Regions from separate parts of the Homo sapiens genome. Here region 1 is linked to region 2. A link is an interaction called in ENCODE POLR2A ChIA-PET data of the cell type or tissue named here. Cell type or tissue: MCF 10A. All regions are shown on one strand. Links, peaks and the distances in the headings refer to the core of each region. The heading gives the core; the rest is flanking DNA.

Region 1 (9,755 bases), core at 1,204-9,203, 140 kb after region 2:
TCCACATCCTCACCATTTATTATCGTCCATTGCATAGTAGCCATTCTAACAAATGTGAAGTGATATCTTATTATGATTTATAGTTTTAATTTGCATTTCTCTGATGATTAGTAATATTGAGCATTTTTTCATGAACCTCTTCAGTATTTGTGTGTCTTTGTTGGAATAATGTCTATTTAGATCCTCTCCTTATTTGTAAATTAGGTGATGTAATTTCTTGCTATTGAGTTGTAGGAGTTTCTTATATATTTTGGATATTAACCCCTCATCACATGTAGGGATTGCAAATATTTTCTCCCATTCTGTAGATTATCTCTTCACTCTGTTGATTTTTTATTGTACAGAAGCTTTTCAGTTTGAGGTAATCCCATTTGTCTATTTCCACTTTTGTTTCCTGTGCATTTGGGGTCATATCCAAAACATTGCCCAGATGAATGTCATTGAGCTTTTCTCCTATGTTTTCTTTTACTAGTTCTACAGGTTCGGGTCTTATATTTAAGTCTTAATCAATTTTGAGTTAATTTTTGTATATGGTGTGAGATAAGGATCCGATTTCATTCTTTTACATGTGGATCTCCAGTTTCTCCAATACCATTTATTGAGGAGACTGCCCTTTCCCCATTGTGTATTCTTGGCACCTTGTCAAGAATTAACTGACTACAAATTCATAAATTTACTTCTTGGCTCTCTTTTTTCTTTCATTTGTGTATGTGCCTATTTTTATGCCAGTTCAATGCTGTGTTGATTACAATAACCTTGCAGTATATTTTGAAGTGAGGTTGTGTGATGCCTCCAGCTTTGTTCTTTTTGCTCAATATTACTTTGGCTATTCAGGTATTTTTTATGGTTCCGTTAGAATGTTAGTTTTTTTTTTCTATTTCTGTGAAAAATATCATTCAAATTTTGATAAGAATTGCCTTAATTTTGTACATTGTTTTGGATAGTATGGGCATTTTAACAATATTAATTCTTCCAATTCATGAATGTGGGATATTTTCCTGTTTATTTATATTTTCTTCCATTTTTATTCTTCATTTATTTTGTTTTATAATTTTCAGTGTACAAATCCTTCATCTCCTTGGTGAAATTTATTGCTAAGATTTTATTATTTTTTGTAACTTTTGTTAATGGATTGTTTTCTTGATTTTTTTGGATAGTTCATTTTTATGTATGGAAATACTACTAATTTTTGTATGTCAATTTGGTAGTCTAAAACTTTATTAGTTTTAATGGCTTTCTGATGGCATCTTTAGGATTTTCTATATATAAAATCATGTTACCTGTAAACACAGACAATTTAGCTTTTTTCTTTTCAATTCAGATGTCTTCTATTTCTTTCTCTTGCCTAATTGCTCTGGCTAGGACTTCCAATAGTATGTTAAATAGAAGTGGTGAGAGTGGGCATCCCTATCTTGTTCCTGATGTTGAAGAAAACCTTTCAACTTTTCCCCATTGAGTATGAGGTTAGCTGTGCGTTTGTTATATACGGCCATTATTGCATTGAGGTACATTCCTTCCATACCTAATTTGTTGAGAGCTTTTATCATGAAACAATGTTGAGTTTTGTCAAATGCATTTTCTGTGTCTGTTGAGATGATCATCAAGTGTTTGTCTTTCATTCTGTTAATGTGGTGTATCACATTTACTAATTTGTGTATATTGATCCGTCCTTGCATCCGTGGGATAAATCCCACTTGATTATGATACGTGATCCTTTTAATGTGCTATTCAATACAGTTTGCTAGTATTTTCTTGAAGATTTCTACATGTATGTTCATGAGAGATACTCTCCTGTAATTTTCTTTTCTAGTAATGGCCTTGTCTGGCTTTTCTATCAGAGTACTGCTAGACTTATAAAATGAGTTTGAAAGTATACCCTCCTCTACATTACTTCCTGAGATTTTCTTTAAAGTAAACCACATCTAACTTAATTTCTTTTGTAACCATTTACTTTTTATGAGCATTTGAAATATGTTTACTATATATCCAAATCAAGAAGGATAAAACAAAGACTGGGTTTTCAAACAATGCTGTATACTTAGCCTCTTCATTTTTTCATCCTTTTCCATGTCTTTTATCAAAAGAGGATGCATGTCTTCTCACAATCTTACCTCCTTTAGAAACAATTAACGACCTTGTTTATATAAGGGCATTCACTGGCCATGATAATTGACATCTAAGAGCTGCTTTCGACCCAGCTGTTTACCTCAACCGTGCACTGCTCTTAACCACCACACTAAATTACAGTGAATCTTGCATCTTATACCGAGGTATGGAAGCTTCATGTTAAGAATGACAGACTGACCACATAAAAAGAGCCTGCTTCCTTGACACTTCAAAACTGCCTTTATCAGCCATGGACTGCTTACCCTCTGACAGTTAAGGGAGAAAGAAATACACTTTTAATATAGAAGATGCAGTACATTTAACAAAGATATTTTAGCTACTGTTTCATTTTATTTGTTGTTACAGCATCTGAAACCTATGTCCTAATCAATAAACAAATGGAATGAGGTCTTGAAATAGTACAGAAAAGGAAGTTTCATCCTTTTATGTGAAATAGGACTACATGTACACTTCTCAACATGTGACCTGAAGTTCATATCTGCTGCATAAAAGTATAATTTAAAATTCTGGTAATTGCTAATATGGAAAAGATCAAGATATTGCAATAAAGGATAAAAAAAGGTAGATAGTTTTCTTAAATATGGTGATCTGAGAGAACTTCTCTGAAGAAGGGATGTCTAATCAGTGATATGAAAGGTAGCCAGGAGCTGGCCATGTGAAGAGAAAGGAGAACAACCTTCAAGGTGAACATCCTGGAGGAGATAAAATTTTAGATTGTGAGAGAAGCTAAAAGAATTCCAAGTGACTAGACTTTGCAGGCTTTTGGAAAAGGAGCCTGAGATAAGGTGGTGAGCTAGGCTGGGGCCAGAGTGTGCAGGATCTTGCAGGCCAAGGTTAGGAGTATGGATTTTGTTCTTGATGCAATGATAAGCTATTGAAGGATTTAAAATAAGGGAATGGTGTGGTTTAAGTAGTGTTTTTTCAAAATGGTTTTGGTTGATGTGTAGAGGGTAAATTGAAGAGAGAAGGGTAAGAATGGAAGCAGCAGGAGCAGTTTAAAGGCTATCACAGAGCCCAGGAGCAAACTCATGCTGACGATGCAGAAAAAGAGAGAGAAATTGAATGATTTGATGGGTACTGAGATACATTTTGAAGGGAGTTTGGATAAGACTTGCTGAAGCACTGGATTTGAGGAATACAGAAGAAAGGAAATAAGAATTCTATTTTGAATATATTAAGGATAAGATGATTGTGAGATGTTTTATAAGTCAATTTATGCTTCTGTAACAATCCCCAAATTTCAGTGATTTATTTTATTTCTTATTTCTTACTCACCCAACAGACGTCCATGGATTTTCCTGGTGACTTAATTCTCTTGGAAAGCTCTTCTCCAAGTGGTGGCATATGGACTTGGGATCTTTCTATCTGTGACTTTGCCTTTCTCTAAGTCCTTGGGTTTTGTTTCGGGTTTTGGTTTTCTCTCCATTCAGCTTGTTAGTGAGTAAAGAGCATGTGCAGGCAGGGAGGATTGTGCTGAATATTTTAATAGGCCAGTTCAGGCAGTGGCATGCATGATGTCTACCATTCACATTGACCAAACTCAATCACGTGGCCCACTTCAACTGCAAGAGAGGCTGGGAAGTGTAGTCTACCTATGTGCCCAGGATCAGAGGGAAAGGGTGTAGCAGCTTTCCATCATATTCAATGGCAATATAAAATGGTCTCCCAAATATATTTGAACAAAAAAGAAGAAACAAATGTTTATTGAATCCCACTTCCAATAATCTAACCTAAGCATCTCAGGGATTATAAAGATGAACACTCCTTCTGTGTTACCCACAAAAGGCTGTGTAATTTAATTGTAAAAAGAAGATACTGTGTAGATATTTGAAAAGTTGCAAATGAAAACAATGGGATATGCCAAAGAGAAATAAATAATTACCAAATAAATCATATAATCAGGCATCACACATTCAAGGGAGGGAAATTCACCACAGTCTAAAGGGAGTTACAGAAGTTTCCAAAATGAGCAAAAGTTTTATGTGGGTTATGAAAAATATGTCAGAGTAGACCAGGAAACAAGGGCAAAAGAGACTTTTTTTAGGCAGAGAGAAATCCATTATTAAAAATGAATTTTTCCCTATTTAAAATAACTGCCTTTTTGTCATTATCAGCACTCTTAGAAACAGCAAATTTAAATAGGCTGAATAATTATTTAGTAATCAGCTATTAAATAACTATAATCAAAATGATATTTATGTGGCTTAATGTAAAGTTTCTCTTTCCAAATATGCTTGTGCATATAGGCGCAGTCTCAACTGCTAAACAAAGAGTGGGCTCATTCAAACTTTGAACTCAAATCTATGACTCACTTTCTGTGGTCTCAGTTTCCTGCTTTACACAATAGAGGAATAAGATGTCAGGGCTGTCTAGGGGATCCAGATAATTGTCAGTTGGCTAGGAGAGTTTCTACATGTTTTATATACACAGAGATGATTATATGACGATCAGGAGGAAGGTTGAGCAACTAGCAACAGAGTCAAGAAGTGGGAATGTGAGATGATTTGTCTTTTTACACGCACAGAAATAACTTATTTAAATTGCTATGCCTGTCATTGGGTTCGGGCCTTTGGATCTAGCAATCAAGCCTGGAAGATGGAGCCAGGCTTGTAGAGAACCATCATGATTCACTTCTTGCAGACAGCCTTTGGCTATATACGAAATAGATTGATGATGATTATAATGTTAATAATAATAATAATAATTTGCGCTTACTTAGTAGCTTTCATGCTATATTTTCAAAGATGTTGTAAACATTAACTAATGAAGCCCTACAGCAACTCATAAGGTAGCTATTACCTGTATTGTGCAAATAAATAACCACGGCCAGCAAAGGTTAAATGGGAAGCCTGAAGTCATATAGTAATTCAAAGCCAGGGAAACAGAGATTGATTTCTAACCACAATGTTGGCTCCTTGACGTCTAGACCACTGTCCTTTCCTTGGCAAAGGAAGCTAACAGTTTGTAGAGCAGAAAATGGGTTATGAGGGAAAGAGCAGAAGTCTGAGGTTTAGGAGTATGCACAGGAGCTGGGTTAGAATTTCCCAGAATCAGTAATCCAATAGGGACATACTTGAAACACTGTTCCGCCAGAGCTAGCTTCCTACACAGGCGCTCGGCCGCCCTCACGGAGTCTCACGGCAGTGATCCGGGGACATGTTTGGCTTCTTTACCAGAATACAGGCAACTTACAGGTAGAAAAGAGGCTATTTCCTTGAATTCCTTAACATTTAACACAGTGCCTGGCATATCCGAGATATAATAAATAGATATGATGTAATAAATACTTTTTGAATAAATAAATGAATATGTAAAACACTTTTGTAAACTTAGTCTGAGTATAGAAAAAAATCACTGTAAAATGAAATAATTCCAAAAAGCGATGAAATTACTGACTGAATTGAAAGAAAAGGAACCTTCATGTAGAAACCTGAAACATTAACGTTGGTGGAAAATACTGGGCTTGAAAGACAGGCCAGCATTTGCTCTGACAATTGGCTACTCTACTATCTTCAGTTTACTCATTTGTAAAAGGTAAGTATAATAACAATGCCAGCCTCAGAGAATTGTCACAAGAATCAGATGCGACAGTATGTGCAGATCACCTATCATTAGATCACACCAAGTCCAAAATACATATTTGTGTTCTTTCCTCCTTTGAAAAGCAATCGTATCTCTAAACCTTAATAGTTGTAAATGTTTAAAATTAATATTCTTGCTTCTATGTAGAAAAAGCTATTTTCATATGGACAACGCTTTCTTAGCAAGGCAAAAGGAGGGAAATATTGAAACAGTTTTCTCCCTAATGCTATGTGAGAAAGAAAAGACTAAAGCACAACTAGCATTCCATTTAAGCTGCACCGTCTTAAGAAACACCACATAAATGAGCAAGTTGGAGGTTAGCTAATTTATCTGATACAAACACTCCCAAATTAATTTAAGGACCTCATGTATCTAATACAGTAAAGACAGTGGATTTTTTTTTTTTTTTTGCAGCCTCTAGAAAGTTTCACTTTAGGTAATAGTTTATACCTTTAATTTATGTTGAGCTAGTTTGGTATCCTTAGCTTTCTCTCCTTAGTTATCATGTCCCTAAATGGACTAGGGATTCCTGAGAGAGTAACGAAGGATGAACAGGGAGGGCATGGAGGCAGATGCTGAGAAAGCTCCCTGGAAAGCTTAGTTCAGGAATCTAGGAGATAAATTTATATGTTGCCTGATAGTTCTAGCTCTGAAAAAATTAGGAAAACAAAGTATAATTGGGGTTACACCTTAGATTTCTACAACGTAAATTAGTTATCATCTTTATGAGTTGATTAACACTGCAATATTTCTCTGGGTTTAACACAAATATACTGTGAGATCACTCTTAAGCTGAGCCACCCACAATGTATTAGTGTGTTTGGCTCTATTAAAAGCTTAGCAAAGAAGCAATAAAAACTTAGTTTTAAGTGGTGAACAGACATAATTTTATATCTGTCATTACCATTAAGACACACCAATGTGTAATTGAGGGAAATGAATGTTACAACAGAGCAATTATGTTTTTGATACATCCTCAATTCATCAAATGATTGTATCACACTAACAAATTTCTCTTGCTTGAAGTAATAATATTCCATTTGTAAGTCTGTTACTCTGTCAGATAACATATAAACTTGTTAATAGTTGTTAAATATAAAGGAAATAGACAGTTTAAATCAGAACACCAAGCAAATATAGTCTTTTTCTTGAAGCCAAATTGGTTCACACACCCATGCCCTTCATTAATTCTGTTGATCAGCATGATTCAAATTCAGTTTTTGAAATTTAGAATTGCAACTTAATTGATACTTGCAACTATTCTCATTTCTTATTACACATGTTCAGCCTTAGCATGGATTTGAAGTTAACATTAATAAATTTAAAATGCCTGCATTTACTGTTCTCATTTTTTCCTCTCTCTTATCTTCCTAGTGATTATATTTATCATGAAGGATCAGGCACAAGAATCAAGCTCTTACAAATATACTTTGATCTCACAGAATCAAAATACATAAAATCACAAAATACATAAAATTTGTTTTTAAAAATTAATATGAAAACAAGTGAGTTTAAGAAAATACAGAGGAAATCGAATTAGCTCAATAGTTAAATTATATACTTTTTTCTGAAAAATTTACTAAAATATTTCTAAAAAGCAACCTACCACATTCTTCTGTAGTGTTTTTAATACCTTCCCTGTTCACCAGCATACACATCTATATAACAATTCTCATTCAAATACAGTGCATCTATTTGCAAATAATATAATGGTTTAGAGATGTATTAAGAGTACTAAAGCAATTCAACACGAACTATACTTTAGACATGCTTTCAACATATTTGAAAACAAGTTTGTTAGAATGAAGACATAAGTAATCAGAATAATATGTTAAATAATAACCATGATTGACAGAAGTATTAGTTTTTGAGAACTTTGCTTTAATGACTTTTGAGAAATGTTGACCTAAATGTTTCAAATATTATTAATGGTCCTAAATGATTTCTGCGTCCATCAAGTCATTTGCAACTGTGACTATTTCCACAGCTGAGCTGCTGTTCTGAGCATACCCTAAGCTGAATGGCACACATTATTTTCAACTTGACGATGGCTGCATTTTAGTATTTTTGTTGATGATCTTGTCTTGCTGTTTCTCTTACATATAGTTTGCAGGTATCATTTAGAAACTCGTTCAGAAATGTAAATGTGTCAAGTATATGCGCTATAGTGAGTATTTAAAAAGGTTTCTTCTCTGTCATTGGTGTCAAATACTGTTCATTGAAGTAGGTTACCTGGGAAAACGTTGACCATTTTGTACAGACTATTTAGGGCACTTTTGCCTAAAGACAAGAGGATGGGCTAAACCAATTGCTCAGCTTTCTTCTGGTACTATGAGCTTCCAAAACAATGACTTTTGTCGGCATCTTTTTTCCTTCCAATTTGCAGATTTTTGGTGGCATTTCTTTTCCTGGGTTATTGAATTATTGGTGATATTTGATATAGACTAGGAGTGAGTCTGCTTTGAAACACTTTGAAATGTTTTTAAACTTGCTCTGAATTCTATTAAATGTATTTACATGTGGTTTGCATGTGAAATGTGTACATCTGTTTGAGAAAAAAACTCTTAGGTGGAAAATGAGCAGGGAATAATAAGAAAGCTTTTCTAAAATCCTTCCTAAGCTTCACATGCCAAATCCAATTAATTCATTTTTGATGGGTCATGTAGGAAATTTAAGTTACACAAACAATGAAATAGAGTTTGTTTTCACAACAGCAAGTATGATTACATTAAATGTTTCTACTTGGAATAATATATAAGAATATTAGTGGTTTCATTGATTCGAAACCCAAGTTGATTATATTACTCCTTTTATGAGAGATTTATTCTTAAATGGGAAATGAACACACAGATCAGAAAGTCATTGTCTGAAAAGAAAGTGTGACTCAGCATTTCCTTGGATAATATCCTTGACTTTCAGGGCCTCTGTTACCTCATATAAAAGGCTTTGCTATCACTATACAACCTCCAACCTCTCTTCTAGCTTGAAATACTGTGATTCCAAATGTACTCCTGGGAAAATTAAAAAATAAAGTCATGCACTACTTACTACTAAGCATTCAGAATTTTTTTATATGAATGACAGAATTCACCAAAATAGTTTTTCAAGGAAAAGGAGCTAAATAATCAATAATGAGAAAAAGGTCAGCATGATGTTAATACAAAATGTTTACTTATTTATTTATTATTTATTTTTTCTAACTTTTTTTTTTTTTTTTGAGACAAGGTCTCACTCTGTTGCCTAGGCTGGAGTGCAGTGGTGAGAGCATGACTCACTGCAGCCCCAACCTCCTGGATTCAAGCAATCCTCCTGCCTCAGCCTCCCAAGTAGCTGGGAACACAGGCACACGCCACCATGTGGAGAAAATTTATTAATTTTCTGTAGAGATGGGGTTTCCCCATGTTACCCAGGCTGGTCTTCAACTCCTGGGCTCAGGCAATTCTCCCACTTCAGCCTCCCAAAGTGCTGGGATTGCAGGCATGAGCCACCACTGTGCCCAACCCAAAATATTTAATTGCCATAAAAAAATCATCTAAAGGCTGTGTTGGAAGCTTGTGATTTTTGTGACGATGTTCACTTATTTTTGGCATTTCTCAAATGATCAGTTTACAGTAATTTTCCCCTACTACCCAGGGGTGGCAAAGTGATACAGCTTCCCTTTTTCTCTAAGGTATTTTTTGGAGCAGGCAATCAGAAAAAAAGGAAATGGATCCTACTGCCTCTCCAGAAAGACCATGATCTGTTGTCACTGGTTTGTTCATCCTGTCATCTCTATCCTGAGCCTATCCTGTCACCTCTATCCTCACTACTCAAGGGTCTGGGAGAGGGATGGCTGCAGTGATGTAGGGAGATGGTCACATGCCTTTCATCTCAAACTTCTTATCCTGCCAGTTTCCCTACCCCTGGACATGATAAAGTCCCTTCATTGAAATAACAGCTAGATCTCAAAACCAGCACATTGAGGATGAATGGAGGTTGTATTTTTATAGATTGCTATCTAGCACCATACAAGGAAAAAAGTCTTACACACTTAAGCCTTCAAAAAG
Region 2 (9,755 bases), core at 961-8,960:
TTTTTTGATCATTGAGAAAGTGGAGAGTCAAGAAGTCACCACCGGAACTACTGAATTTGTTTATCTAACAACACTAACTGTGAGCTAGGCATCAGGAAGTTATGGCTACCACTTCCACAACTAGTTCTTGGTAGTCATGAAACTGGTGACTGAATACTAGAACATTGACCATTAGCTGCTACATAAATGGCCTCTTGAAAGACATGAAACTAGGATCTGGACACTGAAACCCTGCTGCAGATTATACCCACAACTCCATGATCTTGCTCACTCACAGAAATCAACCAAAGCAGCAAGAAGATGGTGTTGGCCTTGCTTGTACATGGCAGATTCTATGTCACTGCAAATTTTTGGTGGAGCCTAGTCTATATCTACAGCTAACATCCAGATACAAGGGGGTATGCATGATGTTACTTCTAGTTGTATACTTTCTGAAGTATAGAAAAACTGATCAAAAAAAGGGGGGCTGGAAATGGATGCTAAGTCCAATTTGCCACATCCACTGTAACATCTGAGGATGTTTACCTCAAATGACATTAGAAATCTAAACTCATTATTTTTGTTTTCAAATACTGTTTTCCTCCTTTGTTCTACCTTAGTTAGTGGCACTAAGGTACATCTAGTTTTCAAGTAAAAAACCTAGAAGTTATCCTTGATTTCTCTTCTCTCCCTTTCCTGTATCACCCGGTATAACACAAAGATCTTTCTCTTACACCTCCTAAATCTTTCCACATGTGGCCTTTCTCTTTATTCTTATGGCCACTTTTGATTTCATACTCTCTTATTTTTCTCTGGGACTACTCCAACAATTTATTTATTTATTATTACATTTTTTTAAAGACTGATTCTTGCTATGTTGCTCGGGCTGATCTTGAACTCCTGGGCCCAAGCAATCCTCCCGCCTAAGCCCCCTGAGTAGTTGGAACTATAGATGTATGCCATTGTGCCTGGCTATTCCAATAATCTCTTATTTTAATGTGCCTCTCAGCCCCGTGGATCATCCATTCTGCAGCCAGAGAAATCGCTCTGAATGCCAATGTGATCATTTACATCTTTCCTGAAATAACTGCCGTGTCCATGTTTCCAGCAAGGAACATGTCTCCCATTCCCTTCCTCAACCAGTGCCTGAGTCCTTTTCCAGATTTATTCTCTGATGCTTAGTCTTCCTTATGCTTTGCACTCAGTCTTTTCTGAAATAATTGTAGCCACATCGAAAATGTCTGCCATCAATCTATCTATTCACCCATTTATTAAATATCTCATATTTATAAAATATCTAATATAGTCAGGGAAATGAAGACCAGTATTGCTTGGTAATTATCTACAAGGAGTTCACTGTTACAGTTTATAGTAAACAGAGGATGACAGTATAGTGTAATAAATAATTTCTCTATACAAGATTATTGGATGGGGTAGTCAGAAAAAGTTTTCTCACATTGTGACACCTAAGCTGAGTCTTGAGTGGTGAGTACCTGGTAACTCAATGAAGACAAAGGGAGGAAAGAATAAGGAAATAAACTCCAGATAGAGAAAGAAGGGTACACAAAGTTAGTGAGGCCAGAGAGAGCAAGGTTTTTTAGAGTTCAGATTGCTGATGAATATGGAGGAAGTGAGAAATTGTGTAAGTCACAGTTCTTCAGAAAAACAGAAACAATAGGATGTATATTAAAAAAATATTTATTTTAAGGAACTGGCTAATGTGGTTATAGTGGCTGGAAAGTCCAAAAATCTGCAAGGCGGGCTGGCAGGTGGCGACCCAGAGAAGAGTCAATATTGCAGTTGAAGTCTGAAGGCCATCTCTTGGCAGAATTCCTTCTTGCTTGAGGGAAGTCAATCTTTTGTTCTAGTGATGACTTTAACTGATTGAATGGGACCCACTCACATTATGGAGGGTAATCTGCTTTAGTCTGCCAATTTAAATGTAAATCTCATTCCAAAGCATTCCTCCCAGAAACCACCAGAATAATGTTTTACCAAGTGTGCTAAGCCAAATTGACGTATAAAATTAACCACCACAGGGATAAAACTGAACTCAAGGTAAGAAAGGCCAGATCATGAATGCCGTGCTTGGGAATTTGGACTTTGATTTTGAGGTCAGATGGAATCATCAAAGAGTTTTAAGCAAGGGGGTCACTTGGGCAGATCTACGACTACAAAAATTAGTTCTGCTAAGAGAGTAGAGGACGGAATGAAGTAATGATAAGGGTTACAGCAGAGAGGGACCTTCAGAAGAGGAGGGAGAGAAATCGGAAACTGAGAAATTAAACACAGGAGGCTCCTGCAGCAATCAATATAAGTAAGAAATCATGATGTTCATATACCTCTGCTGTATCAGCCTACTATATGTTTCCACCCATTGTCCAGTTGGAAAAATCCTATTTAGCTATCAAAACCTACTTGTGGTAAACAGAATTCCAAAATGACCCCAAAAAGTCACACCCTTATATAATCCCCTCCCACTGAGTGCTGGTGAGACCTGTGACTGTGAGAGGATATTACTCCTGTGATTACATTATTTCATATGGCAAAATGGGGGGGTTTACAGATATAATTAAAGTCTCTACTCAGCTGATTTTAAGTTAGTAGAAATGAAGATTTTCCGGGTCTGGCCTGACCTAATCAGGTGAGCCCTGAAATCAAGGTTGAAAAGTCAGAGATGGAAGCAGCAGCACCAAACCAGCAGCAGCAAACGTTTCACCCCTGGTCTTAAAGAAGCAAACTGCCATGTTTAGGAGAGGACCATTTGGCAAGAATTATGTGGCTAAAGGTCTCAATCCCATAATCACAAGGAACCGAATTCTGCCAACAAAGCCTCAGATGAGATTGCTGCCCTAGCCAACACGTTGACTATAGCTTTGTGAAGCCCCGAACAGAGGATCTAGCTAAGCCATGCCTGGATTTCTGAAATATTGAACTGTGAGATAATAAATGGGTATTGCTTTAGGCCATTGAGTCCAGGGCAATTTATTCTGCAGCAATAGAAGATCGACATACCTCCTTAAAATTTCTCTCTTCTGAGATCTTTGATTTACTTTTCTCCCTGAATGGAATTAGTTACTCTTCCTTCTGTACCACTACTATGAAGAGTAAATATTTATATTGTTGCATTTATCTTGTATTATTATGTATTTGTTTACGTTTATTTTCCACTAGACTCCCAGCTAAAATCATCTCTCTATCCTAGAGCTCTACCACAGTGAATAAAGCATAGCAGGTGCTCCTCAAATTAGGGAATTGAGTTGATCATAAAGATAATAAATATTTCCTAAATAACACTCAGGAAATTGAATCAAATCAAATACTAGCTTTATCTTTGGGATTTTTGGCCACTCTTTCAAGCATTACAGGTAAGATCTAAACAAGGAACACATCATATTAATTATGATAGAATTCTAGGAGCTTGTAGAAGTTTCTTAGAAAAACACAATCAACTTTCTAGAATGAACTATATATCCTTCGCAGAGTCAGGGACTGATTTAGTCACCACTAAAAATCCCTCTAATTATGCCACAAGGCATAATTTCCCAAGAATACAACTAACATAACAGAAAATAGCTTCTTGAGCTGGAAATGCAAGCTACCTCACATTTGGTAGCAGTTTATAGAGACATTTCCCCTTTTCGATGAGATGAGGTAGGTGGTGATAGGAATAGTGTCTGAGGAGAGTCCGGAAGAATATGAGTAGCTGGATTTAATCTGAACAAAAGAGAATTGTTTGCATCCCACATTTGGACTAGAAAATGAGAGGTGTAAGTGCCAACTGCCAAAAGCCATCATCTGGGATCTGGACATGTTTCAAGCTCCTCCAGATATCATTCAAAGCTATTTTAGCTCTATGAAGACAGGTCAAGATGGATACATTCAATATGCTGATTTGCCCACTCAAACAAGAATGAAAAGTTGAAGGAGTCATCTTATTAACTCACACTAATTCTAATCATGGAAATAGTAGTGGTAATGATGCTTTCTGATACTGAGGTTAAAGGAGAATTAGACCATAAGTAAGTCAAATGCCAAAAAAAAAAAAAAAAAAACTATTCGGATTTTATAATTCCCCTATTGCCCATCCTGCCTAATGAAACACAAAATATGAAAGGAGGAAAAAAAAAGTTCTGCATTATATTCAGTGACTAGATGTTTGAGCAAATGAAATTTACACATTAAATTAGCTGGTGAACTTCTCTAGAAGCTACAGGAGAGGAGCACCATGGTTTACAGGCCTCACTCTGCATCCCTAGCACCAAGCACAATGCTTGGCAAATTGTAGGCAATCAATAAATATTTGATGACTGACTTTCCAGGAAAACATACTAAAGCAGAAAATAATAGCAAAATCTTAACTAAATGAAATTACTAAAATCTACAGCTGGCAAAACTCTTCTCCCTCCCTTTTTCAGGAGATTAATTGCTGTACTTAACATTTGTAAAGTATTTCTGACACATCAAAATGGCCAGAGGGGAATTCATACTGAAAATCTAATTCGTTATTATTAATAAATTGCTTTGTGGTCCCAGCTATTCCCTAGGGATGCAGATATGGGAAAGAAAGGGAAACTCACTTTTAATATTTTTCTCAATGTCTTAATTTGGGAAAACTCTGAGGTTTTTTTTTGGTGGTTCATTCTGAGGTCTGGGCAAAGGTTCAAGCCCATTCCTGAGTTATCTAAACTGATTCATCCTCCCCCATCCAAAGCCAACAATTGCAGAGGTTTGCAACAGTACTATGCCCTAACTACTTAGTGCTGAGAGGTTTTTAATCTTTTTCTTGTTGGTCTCCTTATCTTCTGGTGCTTCTCTGTCTCATCCCCTTTTCCAGAGGCTCCCAACATAATCAGCATCTCCTACAGCTGATGACAGACACAAGGAGCAGATGAACTAAAAGGTTAATGGAAGGGGAATGGTAAATCCAGCCTGACCTAAAGAAAGAAAAGGCCACTGGAAATTTAGCTGGGTTACAAGTGAGCAGAGATAGCTAAAAGAGACTTTAAAGAGCTTAGAACTGGAGTCAGAAAAAGGCATTCAACAGGTCAGCTGGTCATTCTGTCAGCCCCAAGTAAATTTATTGTCTTGGAAAATTAAAAAATATATGTATTTTATATATTGAAATTTCCCGAAGAGCCAATACATTCACACAATACATTCCAGTAGCTTGCCAACTTCTTCTCCTGGAAAATTCTTCCAAATTCTTATGATCATGTGTTAGTGTTTCCTTTCCAGCACCCATCCTCTCTTATTGTGACAAGATCGCCCATATTTGATTGTGGAGAATGATTTCTCTGCCATTGAGCACTACATTGATGAGACTCTGAATCAGGATATGCAAGGCTGAGCAAGTGACCTACAGTGATACTACTGGGCTTTTCCTCTTAGGGCTTTGAAAACGGAGTGAAACAAAAATGAAATAAAAATGATTTGTGCTATCTCAACACAGTGGTGGTGCCCAGAGAACTTTAGCAATAGTTTTTGCTACATAGAATCTCAGAGTTGGACTATATTTTTTTGTCCTTTTTGAGTTTGTTTATTTGGTGTTCTCTCCAGTAGATGGATGTCCTACTTCCTATCCTTCCAACAAATTTTCTTTTGCTTTTAACTTAGAGTTAGTCTCCATCGCTTGCCACAAAGAAACTATAGGAGACAAATACTCAGCCTATTCTTATGTGGTATTCTTTCAAGGAAATATATGATGACTGATAACATAGGTTTATGATAAGTTCTCAGACAACAAGATGGAGCAGGCGAAAGAGTCTAGAACTAAACAATAGCATTCTAGTTCAAACTGTTTACTCCGCAGTCCTGTACCATTACAAATCTTTCAAAGTGTTATGACTGCAGCAGGTAAAACTTCGCTCTAGCTGCACTTGTGGTTCTAGCTGGAAAAATGAATTCTATATAGACTGGTAACTAAGTGTGATTCCAGTGCTAAGCCTGGTCTCTTTCAATGGTGGAAACAACAAGCTCACTTCTGAAAGAAGAAAAGGTTCAAAAATTTTCTTTGAGTTACAAACAAGCTCCAGCTACATGGACATGAATTATCATGCCTGGATCTCTAACTGCTTAGCTTTTGTCATCCCCTAGAGTCAGGGCATGACATAATTGTGGAACTTCCTGAATTCTTAACAATTAGTATGAAGAAATTGGGGGCAACCATATTAAATATATTGGGCTCAGCGAGAGAGAACACTATAGCCTGTGGTCTTCTAGAAAGGTTTTGTGGACAAGGTGGGATTTGCTTTGGACCTTGAATGATGAATAGCATTTGAAAAGAATAAAGTGGTAAGGCCTTTCAGGCATGAGAAATGAGATGAGTAAAGGCATTCAGGTAGAAAAGCACAAGGCGCATCTGGAGGACAGTGTTTAGGACAATAAAAGTATGTTTCAGTTGGATGGTGGAGAACCTTGAAAAACCAGCTAAGGGGTTTCAGTTTTACCAACCAGGGTCTTGATGGAGTATAAAAGAAATGTGGTGAAATGATGGATAGAAAGGCCAATCTAGGGTGGGATACAGGAGAGGAAAGCTTGGAGAAACTAAAGGTAAAGACACTTGAGAACTATGGGTAAAGGTTTAGAGGAAAAATATTATAACCCCATGATATAATTTTTGATCGCCACTTGTTTTGTTACCACGTTCCTGGCATCAATTAGTTTTCTAATGGCTCCCATTGCTTCTGTAAGGAGATTATAGGAACTTTTCAGTTAACTAAAGATCCTAATGGGTTAGATCTAAATAATCAGTTTTGCTTGGCCTGTATTGAGTCACAGATAAATCCTGGGTGCCACAGTAAATGCCAAGCCAGCCCAATGCACCCATTCCTGCCATTTACATTGGGGCAATGAGGATTTATTTACCTTTTGCTACGCTTTATTGCTCTTTTCTTCTGCCATTCAAAAATATATTCAGCAAAACTGCTAAATCTCTTTGGGTGCTAACTTAGCTTTTCTTGGCCAGGTATCAGAAATTTAGGCCAAATATTCTTACAAGTCTTTAGTGTACCAATGAAGAGGAAAATAAATTTTGTCGTGCTTGTGATCCTCAATCAGTCAGTATTGACTGACTAGGGTGCTGAGGTAAGAAGAATTGTAAGAGTCTGTCTGGGCTCAGTGGGAAAGAGTCATGATTGATTAGGAGGAACATCCACGGGTGAGGAGATGCCACTCTGATCCAGAGACTCAGGTAGCAGGGCTACACTTACACTAGGTAAAGCATGATTTCCTTCACAATATAGTAGTAGGTCTCAGGAAAGCCCTAGTGTTTCCAAGGGTCCATTCAAATAATCCCAAGAGATCTTAAAGTTGAACTAATTCATTTAAAGCATAAAGAACTTAACATTCTTTTCTGCTGTGTGTGTGAGGGGCAGAGGATAAGATCCAAGGGTCTGAGGAGGAAAACAGAATCATTATCTTGGAGATTAAAATGAAAATGGAATTGCTTTGCAAATGGTTTTTTAATACAATGATCATCTTTTCTAAACCAACAAATGGAGACACTATATAACAAGGAATTCTTTGTAACTTAAAAAAACAATTATATTAACATTTTTTAAAACTATAGTTAATAAGTTTCATTTACTTATGAAAATAAATGATATGAAGTTGAGACTGTCCCTGAAATTCAAAATATCTACTTAACAAATTTCAAAGTACTAGACATAGTATAGTGTACATAGTATTATTACCATTTGACTTGGATTTGTAAGGCATATAAAGATTTTCCTGCCCATTGGTTGTTATTTTGATAGATACTCTGGTTTATACTTTAGAATTCTGAAGTCATCACATAAAGCCTATAGTTTAAATGAAACTGCATGTGGCCAGATGTAAGTAATCAATGATAAAAATGTGTTTAACTTTAAAAAACACCAATATTATAAATCTTGTAAATCTTTATAAAGCAGACTGATTGGAATTGGAGACTCATATGATGAAAACTATGAATTTTTATAAAAAGGATATTTTCTTCTTTATAGGTTAAGTTACATTTCAATGATTATTTTCTTGATACAGGATTTTGGATGAGAAAGAGTGAAAAGGATATTATACACATTGAAATCAATCAGAAATTGGGTAAAAGGATCCTTACAAAAATAAAATAATCCTTTGTTAGTTTTGGTTCAAGTTGTAAATATTTGATTAATAAAGGACATGTATCTATTCTAATAATTCAACCACAAGTCTCAGGTATAGTCATTGTGGTAATCTGATTCTTGAAGTCCACTCCATAAGTAATATTAAATTGGGAAATTTTCATCACAATCACATAGAATAAGAAAATATTTCATAAAATTTATCATCATCATCATCATGAAACATTTATTGATCATCTACAATGGTCAAGAATCTCTATTAGCACTCAGATAAACAAGGGCCTGTATTCATAAGTGCCTAGTTTATAAAATGGCAAACATGTACTACTAAAATAAATTAGTTTGGAAATAATAGGAAGGGAAGCAGTACCATAACCCTCAAACAAACATTAGCCCAATAGCGAATTAACTGAAATACTTCTTTTAAAATGATATATACTATTCAGTCATGTTAAAGGAAGTCCAAAATGTTCTTTTCTATGATGCACTAGTTGGGTCAGTTGGTTTTGTTATTTGACACCCCCTTGGCTTGGATTCCACGCTCTCCACCCTCTTTCCACTCCTCCCCTTGCCCAGCTGGTGTCTGCGTGTGGGGCTGAGGGGAGGCTATTGCACAACACCACACAGCAAGAAAGGGACAGACTCTGGCAACGGGGACCCCAGAGATTCAAACCAGCTGCTTTAAAAGGCATCTCTCAATGTCCCCACCCTGCCCCTGACAAAATCACAGTGATCTTGGAAAAGTTACAAGATCAACTTGCCTATTTGTGCAGATGTATCCAATGTAGACATCACAGCCTGTAGTAAAAAGAGGAAACCATTAGGTGTTAAGACCAGCTCCTTCACTACAGTGTTCTGTGATGCACCTTATGAAACTCTTTCTGCTCTTTAACTCAAAAATGGACCCTCCCCCACCAAAAAAAGGACACAACTATTCCCATTTCTGGAGGACACTGTGAGAACACTCCAAGAATATGAAGTAGGTAAGAACACATTAGACATTGCCATTGTCATGAAGAAAAAAATAAAAAATAATAAAAGTTATAAATACTTTGTAGTGAGATATTTTGAATTCCAGGAAACATTTAAAACAAAGTTTTATAGGCTGAATGTGGTGCTAGAAATGTGACCATGTAAAATGAGAAACTCTGCTTATTCTTATTGAGGCGCCTGATTAAATAATCATTAAATCTGTGTGTGCTTGGCAGATTTCAGATCACATTCTCATGCATCTCTCATTGGGTGCACAGAAGCCACATGTAGCGAGCTGGGCAGCCAGCATAATCGCCACCTTGTAAATGAAAACACTGAAGTTCAGAGAGTCTTGGTGGTGTGACACAGCCCAGGACTACCAGATTTAGAATTAAAGCATGAAAGGTGTGACTACGGAAGTGACTTTGAGGATAGATTTTTACGCTAAGGAATATTCTTGAAGGTTCTTTCTGGCATTTCACCAAGATGAATCTGTAAGCAACCCCAAGTAAGGAGGCTCATTTCAGGATTGGTCATTGCTCCTTACAATGCTTCTTAAAAAGTCAGGATGCCAAATATGTCTGTAAACATGAACTTCATAAGGATATACACTTAAAAAGAACCAAAGAAACGGAAGCTACAAAGATGTTAAGTGGGTTCTCCAGGGGAATTTAGGTAAGGTGAAACTAAAGCTATGCCATG

What was found. ChIA-PET counts read pairs that join two places held together with the same protein. Peaks named below come from ENCODE experiments on the same cell type or tissue, not always from the same donor. Only the 100,000 strongest peaks of a DNase experiment are listed, where the experiment ranks them.
Region 1: POLR2A ChIA-PET joins it to region 2 with 10 read pairs; 2 of 35 experiments call an interaction of 5 or more read pairs at or near these places.

Annotation. Positions count from the first base shown.
Region 1 is chr1:218,869,968-218,879,722 of GRCh38, forward strand. It overlaps the pseudogene NXNP1. Among named protein-coding and RNA genes, the nearest start is that of LINC01710, 44 kb to the right of the region's middle. In MCF 10A, for the core only: no CTCF peak of the experiment used is centred there; DNase peaks (open chromatin) are centred at 4,514 and 8,594.
Region 2 is chr1:218,730,952-218,740,706 of GRCh38, forward strand. No RefSeq gene overlaps it. Among named protein-coding and RNA genes, the nearest start is that of LINC01710, 180 kb to the right of the region's middle. In MCF 10A, for the core only: no CTCF peak of the experiment used is centred there; no DNase peak of the experiment used is centred there.